Linked DNA regions of Mus musculus: region 1 is linked to region 2. The links are chromatin contacts, found by Hi-C or POLR2A ChIA-PET in ENCODE. All regions are on one chromosome and are shown on one strand. The core of a region is the stretch at or near the end of the contact, and the rest is flanking DNA. Distances in the headings are between cores, read along the strand shown. Region 1 has its middle 29 kb from the start of Socs3. Region 2 overlaps Gm11725 (a long non-coding RNA gene).

Evidence for each region. A loop is a pair of places that touch in the nucleus more often than their neighbours do. ChIA-PET counts read pairs that join two places held with the same protein, here RNA polymerase II (POLR2A).
Region 1: a map of T-helper 1 cell shows a loop between it and region 2 (2.0-fold over the local background). The contact joins two enhancer-like sites. A Hi-C loop is called at or near these places in 1 of 37 maps with a recorded cell type or tissue (T-helper 1 cell). POLR2A ChIA-PET finds 5 or more read pairs at or near these places in 4 of 5 experiments (Patski and embryonic stem cell).

The regions. Positions count from the first base shown.
Region 1 is chr11:117,936,894-117,943,064 of GRCm38, reverse strand. No RefSeq gene overlaps it. Among named protein-coding and RNA genes, the nearest start is that of Socs3, 29 kb to the left of the region's middle. Within about 2 kb of position 3,269, at least 3 of the 3 ENCODE cell types and tissues checked have a DNase peak (open chromatin) inside an H3K27ac peak, as active enhancers do.
Region 2 is chr11:117,887,760-117,893,623 of GRCm38, reverse strand. The region is part of intron 2 of Gm11725 (a long non-coding RNA gene); the gene reads right to left. Among named protein-coding and RNA genes, the nearest start is that of Tha1, 17 kb to the right of the region's middle. Within about 2 kb of position 2,875, at least 2 of the 3 ENCODE cell types and tissues checked have a DNase peak (open chromatin) inside an H3K27ac peak, as active enhancers do.

The sequences.
Region 1 (6,171 bases), core at 2,020-4,519, 49 kb before region 2:
TCTAAACCCCATGCAGGGATATCTTAAGCTTTTGTTTGTTCATTTTGATGCAAACTTCTACCATATAGCACAGGCTTGCCTCTGACTTATGGCAGTCCTTCTGCCTCAGCCTCTTAAATACTGATATCACAGGTAGGCACCACCATGCCCTTGTATTTCTTACTTCTATTATTATTATTATTTTGTGTATGTGTGTATGTTTAATGTTTATGTGTATGGGGAAGGTTGCATGTAAATGAAGTGCCTGGGAAGCCTTCAGTTCCTCCCGGAGGCAGGGTTTAGGCAGGTGTGGAGCTGGGATCTGAGCTTGGTCTTATGCGAGAACGGTGCAGATCTTCACGATGGAGCTATCTCTGTCTCTCTGGGCCTTCCATCTTGTTTTCTGGGACAGGGTCTCTTACTCAACTTAGAGCTTACTGATCAGGGTAGAGTGGCCTGCCAGCAAGTGCCAGGGATCCTCTTCTCCCTCCCTCCTGAGTACTGGGATTACAACCACATGGTACTGTGGGTGCTGGGTTTCAAACTCAGGTCCGTGTGCTTCTTCAGCAAGCATTTTACCCACAAGCCATCATCCCAGTCCCTTGGTATTTGTTGTCTGTGTGTGCATGCATATGTGTGTATGTGTGAGTGTGTGTGTGTGTGTGTGTGTGTGTGTGTGTGTGTGTGTGAAGGTGTCCTGTAGCCTGAGCTGGCCTTGAACTAGACATGTAGCCAAGTATGACCCCATCTTGTCTTCTATCTCTCACATGCTGGGATCACAAGTGTGGGCCCACCCTGCCCAGTTGCATTTTTTTTTTTAACTTTAAGAGAATTCTCAGCCCCAAGAAGAGAAGTTGCAGGGTTGGGACACAGAGAAAAGGGCACTCTGCTCCCTGGAGAACCAGAGTGTCCCTTGTACACTAATAGTTCTGAAGGCGTTGGTGTCAAAGTGATGAGTCAGGAGACAAGTTCCCACACCAAAGCTGGAAAGGTCCCGAGCTCAACCAGACTGGAGGGCCAGGCCCCAGGGAGCAGCCAAGAGGATGTCTGTAGCTGTTGAGTGCTAACACATCTCAACAAAGGCACCCGGTAGGGGGCTGTCAGCGAGGTCAGGGACCTTCCCTGTGCTTGCTGGCTAAGCAGACAGCTTAGAATACTTTAGGAGTGTTCTGCACCACACACAGACTCACAAGTAGCCAGGGGATACCACAGGCTGTGAGCAAAGGCCAAATCCCACCAGACCTCAAGATGAGAGGGAGAGGAGGGACTACAGACAGAGCACCCCAGGGCCCTTCATACTCCAGAGTGAAGTATCTCATCTCCCACTGGGTGCAAAGCCCCCTTTCTTAAGGTCCCTCTGTGGCCTGAGGCCTCTGCCCATAGACATCCCAGCTTCCAAAGGGAGGCTGCCGAGCCACCCTGTGACTCACTGTACCCACTTCCTGCCACATGGAACCTGCAGCTGAGTCACCAGCCCCCCAAAGGGAAAGACTAACCATAGAGCTGGAGCTCTGGAGACTGGGGGTAGCGTGAGGTGATGCTGGCCCAGTGTGCCTTGCTCCCTGTCCCAGGGCCGCCATATTCTTTGTAGGACCTGGAGCCCCCAGAGGGTACCCGCTGACCCCCATCAGGACTGATCGTGGCTGTTCTCTCCCACAGAATGAAGAAGGGGGGCCTGGTTGCACACGCCTGCCATCCTAGCACGTGGGAGATGGTGGCAGGAGGATCGGAGTTGAAGGTCATCTTCAGGTACATAGTGAGTTTCAAACTCAGAACACAGCCTCAAATCAAACATCTGACCCTCCTGTCTGTATGTCTCCTGGCTTATGAAGTACTGAGGACTTTGTGTGAGTTGCACAAACACTCTTCTAACTCAGCGACAACCCCAGCTGGTTTTCCTTTTGAGATGGGGGGTCCTATGTATCCTAGGCGGGTGTAGGAGGTAAGAGAACTGCCAAGGGTTGGTGTCTGTGTTCCTGAGTCTCTTACCACGCAAGTCCTCACGCACGGTGTGGACTGCACAGTGGGCCCATGGGGCTCTACCAATTTTTCTGGCACATTTTGGAGCCAGAAGCCAGGAGTTGTTGGGGCTGAGTCCGATCCCAGCTCTGCCAGCCCCAGGGCCACACTGGAGGATGTCACCCTAAAGTGTAGCAGGGCTCTTCTGGTTGGACACAGGGGAACTGAGATTTCTTTGACCCATACAGGGACTAGGGATTCAGAAAGGATGCTAACCTGGGCTTGGGGACAGGAATTATGAGGCTCTGGGGAGTGACACTTGGGTCAGTCTATCAGGCTCTCAGGGAAGCTGAGCTTGGCTGGCATCTTCTTTCCCGTGGCTTGGAACATAAGGATGCGTCATGGAGACCCTGAGTCCTTGCCTCACAGAATGTACCCCTGTCTCTAGCTCCAGACAAATCCACTAACTTTTGGGTTGTCCCACAGTCTTCCCTAAGTAACTTTGAGAAGCTCTAAGCTGGGAAGGAGGTTTTCTTTCTTCCTAGCCTGCAAACGGAAGACCTGAGACTGGGAAGGGATCCTGGTGGTCTAGCAAGCAGTGGGCTTGCCTCTCAGAGTGAACCATGACTCTCCAGCTAAGTTCCAGTGTCACACTGGGCAAACAACCACGCTGAATCTGAGCACTCTCCCGTGTGGGCTGATCATGCTAACATCTAGTCCAAAGACTCACCGGAGCCTGATTTACAGGCAAATGCCCAAGATCACACATCTGTGCGGCTCCTCTTTTGCTAGCCCAACAAGTAGGTGAGGGTAAGCATTATTTGAGGGGAAATGGAGGCTCTGAGAAGTTAAGCAACCTGTATAAGGCAACCCAGCTAGAAAGCAGACACACAATCTGCTGGATGGCAGGGAGCCTGCTAGAGGATCAGCCAGCTCTGGCCTCCTGCCCAGGGCTCCTTCATCCAAGACTGCAGCCACCCAGAACGGGGTGGGAAAGGGGGGGGGGGCAGCAATCTCCCAAAGACAGTGGAGCGCTGAGGAAACCCACCCTCCAGATAAACAAAGTATTTCCTTCCAGAGCTGGAGCCCTGGGGGAGGGGGAGCCACAAGTGCACAAGTGTTTATAGAGACAGATGTTTGGGATGGAAAAAGAGAGACAGCCTCCTCTGTCCCCATGGAGACGGAGGAAGTTTGCAGCTCAAGCAGCAGCAACTGGGAGTGAAAAGGAGAAGGGGAAAAGGGATGGGGCTGACCCACTCCAAACCCTTTGACATTTGCTGATGCTGGTGCCTAACAAAGGGGTGTCGTCAAGGCAACGGACCTGCCAGCACAGAGCTGCCAACCCGAGCGGGAACTGGGGCCAGAGCCAGGGAGATGGCCAGGAGATAAATGATACTTTGTATGTGGGTAAATAATAATCTCCCAGATAGGCAGAGTTACTTGAGACCCATTTCCTTCATCTCACCTCTCTCTTTATTTGGGGCATGTGTGGGGTTCTTTTCCTTTTCCTCTTTTCCTTTCCTTTCCTTTCCTTTCTTTTCTTTTCTTTCTTTCTTTCTCTGCTTGAGCCAGGGCCTCATGCCTCACTACGTAGCTTTGGCTGTCCTGGAACTCACTATGTAGACCAAACTGTTGTCAAACTGACAGAGATTTGGCTGCCTCTACCTCTGTCTCCCAAGTACAGGGATTAATTCTATCTATTAACTAACTAATTAATTATTTTTGTTTCCTCAAGATAAAATTTCTCAAACAAAATCTTTTTAAAAAAAAATTATGGGTACTGGTGAGATGGCTCAGTGGGGGTTAAGAGCACTGACTGACCAGAGGTCATGAGTTCAAATCCCAGCAACCCCATGGTGGCTCACAACCATCCGTAATGAGAAACAAATAAGAAAAACCTATGGGTCAGTGTGAGCAGGGCCGGAGTGAGCCAGAGCAAGGGGGAAGGGAAGGGGGTGGGGCAAGATTTATAAGAAAGGACTGGAGAGATGGTTCAGCAGTTAATAGCACTGACTGCTCTTCCAGAGGTCCTGAGTTCAAATCCTAGCAACCACATGGTGGCTCTCAACCATCTGTGATGATTCTGTCGTGTCTGAAGACAGCTACAGTGTACTCATATACATTACATAAACAAAATCTTAAAAAAAAAAAGATTTATAAGATATGGTTTCTCTGTGTAGCCCTGGCTGTCCTAGAACTTATTCTGTAGACCAGGTTGGCCTCGAACTGAGAGATTAGCCTCCTGAGAGCTAGCATTAAAGGCCTGCAGTACAATTGCCTGGCCCAAGTGTTAAGATTAAAGGGTGTGTGCTATCATGCCCAGCCTCCCTTCCCCACTTCTTCTCTCCCTCCGTTCCTTCCTCTTTCCTTCATTCTTTCTTCTCCTCCCATCTTCCCATGCACGTCCCTGTCTGTCTGTCCATCCTCATTCTTTCTCTTTTATTCAATCTTTTCTCTCTTCCCTCTCCTCCTCCCCTCCCTTCCTTTTCTTCAAGGGTTTGATGTTGTCCCTGGACCTGGTCTGGAAATCCTAAGACACCCCCCTCCCCCGCCCTCCACCCCTGCCCCTGCCCCTGCCCCAGGTCTTTCTGGTGACGGTCAATGAGTGGCCCTGGGCACAGCTGACAGTGAAAGCTGCTCCTGCCCATTGAGAGACCCAGCTCTTTCATCTGGAGACCAGGGCAGTAGGGCTGTAACAGCAGGCAGAGCCAGGTACAGAGGAGGCACTTCTCCCAGGCCCTCTGCCTGCCTTGCTTCACCAGGCTCCTGTCCTGCCTGCTCACCTATCAGAGCCTCATGAGCCCATCACTGGACCGCACTTTCTCACCTGAGAAGGAAAGGCACTTATGACTGCTGTTGGTGACCTGTCATCCCTGGCCTCTAAAACTGCGATACCCACAGGGGGGCTTCTACCCTTGTAGCTACCCCTAAGACCAAGCCCCCACCAGCCCCTGCTTCTTCACCACCCCCCAACAGCAGAATCCAAATTCCTTTTCTCCTCCAGCTCGGTAAGAACCCGGTCTCTTAGCTCCTGCCCTCCCCCAGGGACGGGAAGGGGGGCAGAGGAGAACTTCAGTGAAATCTGACTGAGGTCTTGTGAATTCCTGAAGCTAGGATGTTTTATGGGAAAGAACTTAGAAGGGAGTACTAAGAGGCCCGGGACCTTGCTAGGCCATGGCCAACGACCTGCAAATTGAGAGGAGTGGGTACCATCCACCTGTAGCTACAGAAGCCCTCGGAGAGACCCCAGGACAGAAAGACAGGTCACTGTTGTACCATATGGTTATCCAGCAAGGCCTTCCTGGGAGGGAGGGAGTGAGCCCCAGTTCCAGGCTGGATGAAGGAAGGTCTCAAACTCAACGCCCACACATAGAGAGAGTAAAGCTGGCAGAGTCTGGACTGCTTGCTATGGCCTGTCACACGCAGTCTACCTTAGGAGGACGTGTTGCTGGAGGCTATCGGGTCTGGCTCAGGCTGTGTTTGAGGGCTAGCTCATCATACAGAAAGGCTGGAGGAAGGACGTGCAGGTTCAGCGTGGGACTCACTGGGTCTCACCCTGCACCTCAGGGTGCTGAGAAGATGGGACCCCAACCCAGAAACCTAAACCTGGCTGTGGAAATGAAGCCCAGAGAATGTCAGCATGTAGAAGACCCAGGCAGCTCTGTAGCGAACAGAGACTTGATCATTGCAAGCTAGGGAACAAGGTGGAATTCTGGACATTTAGTTTCTATTTATTTATTTATTTATTTATTTATTTATTTATTTATTTATATGTAAGTACACTGTAGCTGTCTTCAGACACTCCAGAAGAGTGAGTCAGATCTTATTACAGATGGTTGTGAGCCACCATGTGGTTGCTGGGATTTGAACTCTGGACCTTCGGAAGAGCAGTCGGGTGCTCTTACCCACTGAGCCATCTCACCAGCCCCCTAGTTTCTTTTTAAAAGAACACAGAAATGTTTTAAGAATATGCCTTCATTCTAATCCTGGGTGTCGGGGTGTGGGGCTGCTTTGGGCTGTCTGTAGCAGCTGAGTTGCCTCGTGCTCTAGCAGAGGTGTGATTTTGCCAGCTGTTGATAGTTTCTGTGATTGTGTGACTTTCAGAATTCTGGAAACTTTACAGAGGGGGTGTAAATGTAGACAGGGTGGGTGGCTGCTGGTCATTCAGGGAGTTCTGGTTGCAATTTGTAAGTAGTTGAGCTCCAAGAAGAAACAAAAGGAAGGAAAGAGATC
Region 2 (5,864 bases), core at 1,626-4,125:
CAGGTGGGTCTCTGTGAGAGTTTGGGCCCAGTCTGGTCTACACAGTGAGTTCCAGAATAATCAGGTCTGCACAAAAAAACCCTGTATTAAGAACAAAAACAAACAACAACAACAACAAATATATATAACATATATATCTGGAGGTGGGGCGAGCTGGTGAGATGACTCAGTGGGCAGATGTTTGTTGTACAAGCCTGGTGTTGAGTTCGATCCCTGGAACCCACTTAAAGGTGAAAGGGGAAAACCAGTTCTACGAAGTTGTCCCCTCACCTCCACATGTGCACGGTCGCCTGAGTGCCCACTCGTCAAACACACGTACATTAGTAGTCAAAGTTAGAATAAGACAAGAGTTGGCTTCTTCTTTTGTTTTTGTTTTTTCGAGACAGGGTTTCTCTGTATAGCCCTGGCTGTCCTGGAACTCACTTTGTAGACCAGGCTGGCCTCAAACTCAGAAATCTGCCTGCCTCTGCCTCCCGATTAAAGTCGTGCACCACCACACCCGGCTACAAGAGTTGGCTTTAATAATGCACCCTTGCTTTGAAATGTCCTTTCACATTCCAGTGTATGATACATAAGTGGGCTGACATCAGGAATCTACCTTTAATGCCTTCTGCCTCAGTTTTGGAGACCAGGTGCTTCCCACTTGGCCAGACTGTCTATCCAGTGAGTTCCACCCTCTGAGCACTGTGGTTACGGACCCTTGCCTCTGCAGCTGGGGTCCAAATTCAACTCCTTATGCTTGTAGCAGTCGTCCTCTGCCCCAGCCCACCTTCTTTTAGAGACTGAGTCTCATGTAGTCCAGGCTGTCTGAAAACTTGCTGTGTTGCCAAGCACGACCCTGAACTTCTGATCTGCATCTCCCTACCTTCTGACGGACGGCTGAGGGTGTTCAGTGTGAGGCAAACACTACCACAGGGTGGTGGAGATGGAGCCCGGAGCTTTGTGTACGCTGGGGCAAATGCTCTGCCAACCTCTCCACGTCCACAACCCTGCATCTGTAGCCTTGGCTTTGTACATGTCTGTGGTCCCAGCACTTGGAAAAGGAAGGAAGAAAGATCAAAAATTCAAATTCACCCTCAGACGCATTGAGTGTTTGAAAACAGAATTAATGACTGCTTAGCACAAATGGTGCCATATTCTATCTACCTCGACAGCACAGGTGAATTCACGTCGCCTGGCCCGGCTCCAGCCCACAGGAAGGCATTTGATTGGTCACTTTGCTACATGCCCCGCCCCTAGCCCCCAGAAAGGCATTTGATTGGTCATTTGCCACTGATTCCTGTCTCTTGGCTCTCTGCTGAGAAGAGCAAACCTATGGATACCCAGACCTGGAAGGAGCAGAAGAGGAGACCTCTGTCAGAAGTGAAGGGTGGGCTCCAGGCAGGCCTGAACTCCTGGCTGCCTTTGTTTCTTTCCCCTTGGGTACACAACTCTTCCTCGACTCTTGTCTTCCTGAGGCTACCAACAGTCTTCAGGTTCTAGGTGCTCAGCTTCAGAAACCTTGGGGAAGACAGGCTTCTCTTTCTCAGAGCCATTTGTGGTTTCTGAAGCTGGAGACAATCCCAGTTATCACACAGGTGTGTGTGTGTGTGTGTGCACGCGCGCACACGCGCGCGAGGGGCTGCGGGGTCGGGAGGTGGGGAGCGGCGGGATGATAAGCAATATAGAGGTGAGTAGGCACGGGTTCAAGTCTTCCTGTTTACCAACTTGGTGGCTCAGCCAAGGCAGATGTCAACTATAAGTATACACGCAATAACTCATCACAAAGGACTTTGGAGACAGTTAGAGATGGTGTGTGGAGTGTCTGCAGCTGGGGCAGCGGAAGAGAGAGGAGGAAAACCATACAGACCCACAAATCCAGAGGAAGTAACCACAGGTCTACCCGGCCCCCCACTTCTGCAAGTGCTGCCAATGACTGAACCCACGAGAGGACAGCTCACGAAGCCCTGGGGGAGCTTCTTTCAGCACAGGGCGAGGAGGGCTGTGGAAGCACCAGAAGTGTCTGCTAGATGCCAGCGCCTGGCTGGACCCTGGAAGCACAAGGCCTCTCTTCTGCAGGTGGCCTAACAAGTTGTCAGAATGGTATGAAATCTCTTCCTGGGAGACAAGCTCCCCTCTGGCTGACACCAGGCCTCAGCCCTTTCTGTCTCCTGTGGAGATTCCAGTTTCTCAGGGGTTCATTCTCTTAGAGTCTAGTAGCCAAAGGGAGGTGCCTAAGAGTCTTCTCAGAGTATCTTTCCTCCTGCCAGGACCATGACAGTCCTAGCTCCCTGATGGACAACAGCTAAGTCCCTGTGCTCCTAAGGTGACACCTGCCATCTCCTCCCGGTCCCCTAACTTCATATCTAGCCACCTGGTTCCACAGCCTTCTCCCTACAGCTATCTCAGAGCTGCCACAGCCTGTCTGTCTGGAGCACGGCCCCACTGGACCTCCTTCGGCACCAGCTGTTTCCAACCCTGCAGCCTGAGACTCTCAGCAAGTTCTTCCTGGACCCAGTAACTGCAGCAGCTGGAGAATCTAGGGCTGACTCCTGAGCCCTCAGACGCTCCACCTGGAACTGTCCCCCAGTGGCTGAGTCGGTATTTCACCACAAGACATCAGTAGTGACATTCCATGGTCCTGGTAGACCCCTCACCCTGTGGGTCTTCTGACTGGATCAAGGGGGCTAAGATCCACTCAGTCATTCAGCCAGTCCTTAAGGAAGCCAGGGGCTGCCCAGAGTCCCTACAGAGTAGAACATTCTTCCAGTGCTGACTCTGCGGCCAGGATCTATGTAAAGCTGCTGCAAGAATGAAATCAGCAAACCGGTCAGCGCTGACCTAGCTGAGAACCCGCCAGCAGGGAGCAGAGGCCATCCGACAGGGAGCCACCACGGCTACTTCTCAGTCCAGGCTATCAGTGCCACCTCCTGGCAAGCCAGCCAGGCGCCACCCCAGCACGGTCCTGCCCTCCTCATCCACCCCAACTGTGTCCAACTGCAGGGCTGTTTACACTCTGACCCCCGCTAGGAGGGCAGGAATGCTTGCTAGATTTCCAGTTTCTCCCTTCTTCCCAGAAAAGGGCTGGGACTGGGGTGGGGGTGGGGGTGGGGGCTGGAGGTAGGTTGGACAGCTGGAGCCCAGTGACAGCCCAGCAGGTCCCAAGCTAGGTATGAGCTGAGGGTAAGAACCTGCCCCCAGCCTGTCTCTGGACTTGACCCTAACATTCTAGGAAAGTGCTCCCAACGCGCTGCACAGCCCTTCATTTCTCCTGTGGGAGAAACCCCTGCTCACTTGTGGCATAGATAGTACTGCCTTCAAAACCAGAAGCAGGGCGTGGAGGTATAGACTAAGCAGGGCTCAGCGTGCTTGGCCCCTTCCTGGAGGAGGGGGCAGGACAGACAAGAGGGTCAGGTCCCTGCCAAGCTGAGCAGCTGACCCCAGAGGGAGCAGAATGTGGCTGAAATGTCCGATTGTTGCCCGAGTCGGGCCCACACAGGCGGCCAGCCTTCCCTTTATCATCCACGGCAAGCATTTACAGTCAATAAGCAGCCTAATTAATTCCCTTCAAAGACCTCTCAATTACTCACCGGCTACAGAGAACAATTAGAGCTTGCAGCAGAGAGCAGCAAGCAGCTCACAGTGGAAGTGAGGCCCGCCAGAGCCGCAGATGGACCCCCCTGGGCCTGCAGCCTCAGTGTCCCCATGGGGCCCCTTCCCTAACAGAGGCCTGGCCACGGGTCCCTGGGGCCAGCAAGGTGGTGTCATTCAAGAAGCACCATCTTCCTCCTCAGATGGGTAAACAGTTGATCTCCTCACTTCTCAAGGCAGGACACTGAAGCGGGGGCTGCTGGGACCTCTGGGGTACCACAGCCCACAAGAACGCCAAATCCAGGCTGTAGGGACCTTTCAGCCTCCAGAAAAACAATTTGTGCCTGCGGGACAAGGGAGAAAGTCAGACAGGGCTGCCGCTCAGGCTAAGCTAGACAGAATCCACTGTCCCCGCATACAACTGGGTCCCTCCAGAGGTTGGAGCATGGATGCCAGTGGGTCTCCCCTGCCCCCCGCAAGGCAAGGCCTCCCAGAGGCCCAGGGGGCTTGGCTAAGTTTGGCTTCTTTGCTCCAAGTTCCAGACTAGCTCAAGTCGCTGGCCAGGATCATTTCCCTGCCCACCTTCACTCCTACCCACGGTCCCCATTACTGGCTCCCGATTTCCTTTCTCCGCCCCCCCCTCCCAAACAACAGTCCCCCGGCATATGCAGGGTTAACTCCCAGCTGCTCCCGGCTGCCACGAGGGGGGGTGGGGGCCCGCAGGCGTGCCTGTCGGGAAGTATGGATCTCGGCAGTGGTTTTACTGGAAAAGCTGTAGCTGAAGGTGGGAGGGGGTCACCATGGCAACTTCTGGCTGTGGGAACAGGTTGGCTGGTGGGAACCAATTCTTCCAGGGGCCCAAGGGGGCCCGGGCGGTCCTGGCCACCCCAGGGGATCCTACCCGTCCCCCCTTCCCTGTAGCTCAGGGAGGCAAGGAGGCCCTCCCTAACCTGGCACCACCGGTCTTCCCGCCTCCCTCCAGCAATATCTCCCCGGGGCCTGCCCGAGACTCGGCCTCCCGCCCCCATCTGAGAGCCCTACACCCCAGCTGCTAATCGATGCACCAATTACCAGGCCCGAAGGCCCCCCGCCGGGAGCCGCAGGGAATCTCCCTCTCCGCTCACAGGCTGCAGGAATGGGGAGTGGATGCTTAATTTCAGGGAAGAATTCTGCCTTGACCCCCACACACCGGTCTCAGAGGCCAGGGGGACCATGGCAGAAGCTCGCCCCACTCGGATCCTAGTGATGGAAACTCGGGCTAGATCACCGATTGCCAGTGCTTTCCACCCGACACATCACAAACGAAAGCCCCATGATGAGTGTGAGCAGGGACAGGTGTCCCCAGGGGCAGCTCCCAGTCCCGCCCTGCCCTGCTCGAGCTCACTCCTGTGGGTTTATGGGTAACTAGTGGGGTGCATGCTGTCCCGCTTCCTTTCCCCGAGTGGACCTCCCACCCAGACCCACTCGATGCCCTGGCTTGCAGCTGATCCCGCTGCAGACTCCTGAGGCCTGCTGGCTGTGGATGCACAGACCCGGAGATCTGGCTAAGGGTGCGTTGGTGGAACACTTGGAAGCTGATCCTGTGTGGGAAGGCTGACCTCTGAAACCTCAGCAATCTTGCAAGTTCAGAGGCAAGGGCAAGTTCCGGGCAAAGTCACTTTGGGAATGAATCTCCTATGGGGCTGCGAAAACTGAGACCTGGTAGGGAGGGGTGGACCACACCCACTACACTCCTTTAGTCCGGATCGCTGAGGCAGCTGCGCGTAAATGGGATGATGTGGTGGTACCAAACCCAGTGTGTCTTGTGTCTGGGCCTCATCTGCAAAATAAACACTGTAAGACTACTCCATTTTCCAAGCTCCAGAGAGCAGGAGATCAAATCCCTAACCTGGGTGTTGGAATGCCAAGGTCTCCTGTCCTTGTTTGAGACAAACTGTGTAGCCATGGCTAGTCGGGAATTCCCTATATGGGATTCTTTGCCTGACACACTCGCAGAGAGCTGCCTCTCAAAGGCTGGGGTTGCAGGTGTGCTCCACATACCCAGCTCCCGGGCTGGCCTTTATTAAGATTTATTTATTTCATGTATGTGAGTACACTGTTGCTGTCTTCAGACACACCAGAAGAGGGTGTCAGATCCCCATTACAGATGGTTGTGAGCCACCATGTGGTTGCTGGGAATTGAACTCAAGACATATGGAAGAGCAGTCAGTGCTCTTATCCGAAGAGCAATCTCTCCAGCCCCCTGGCCATTTTTTTTTTTTTTCTCTGTATATCTGTTTAGCCTTGGCTGTCCT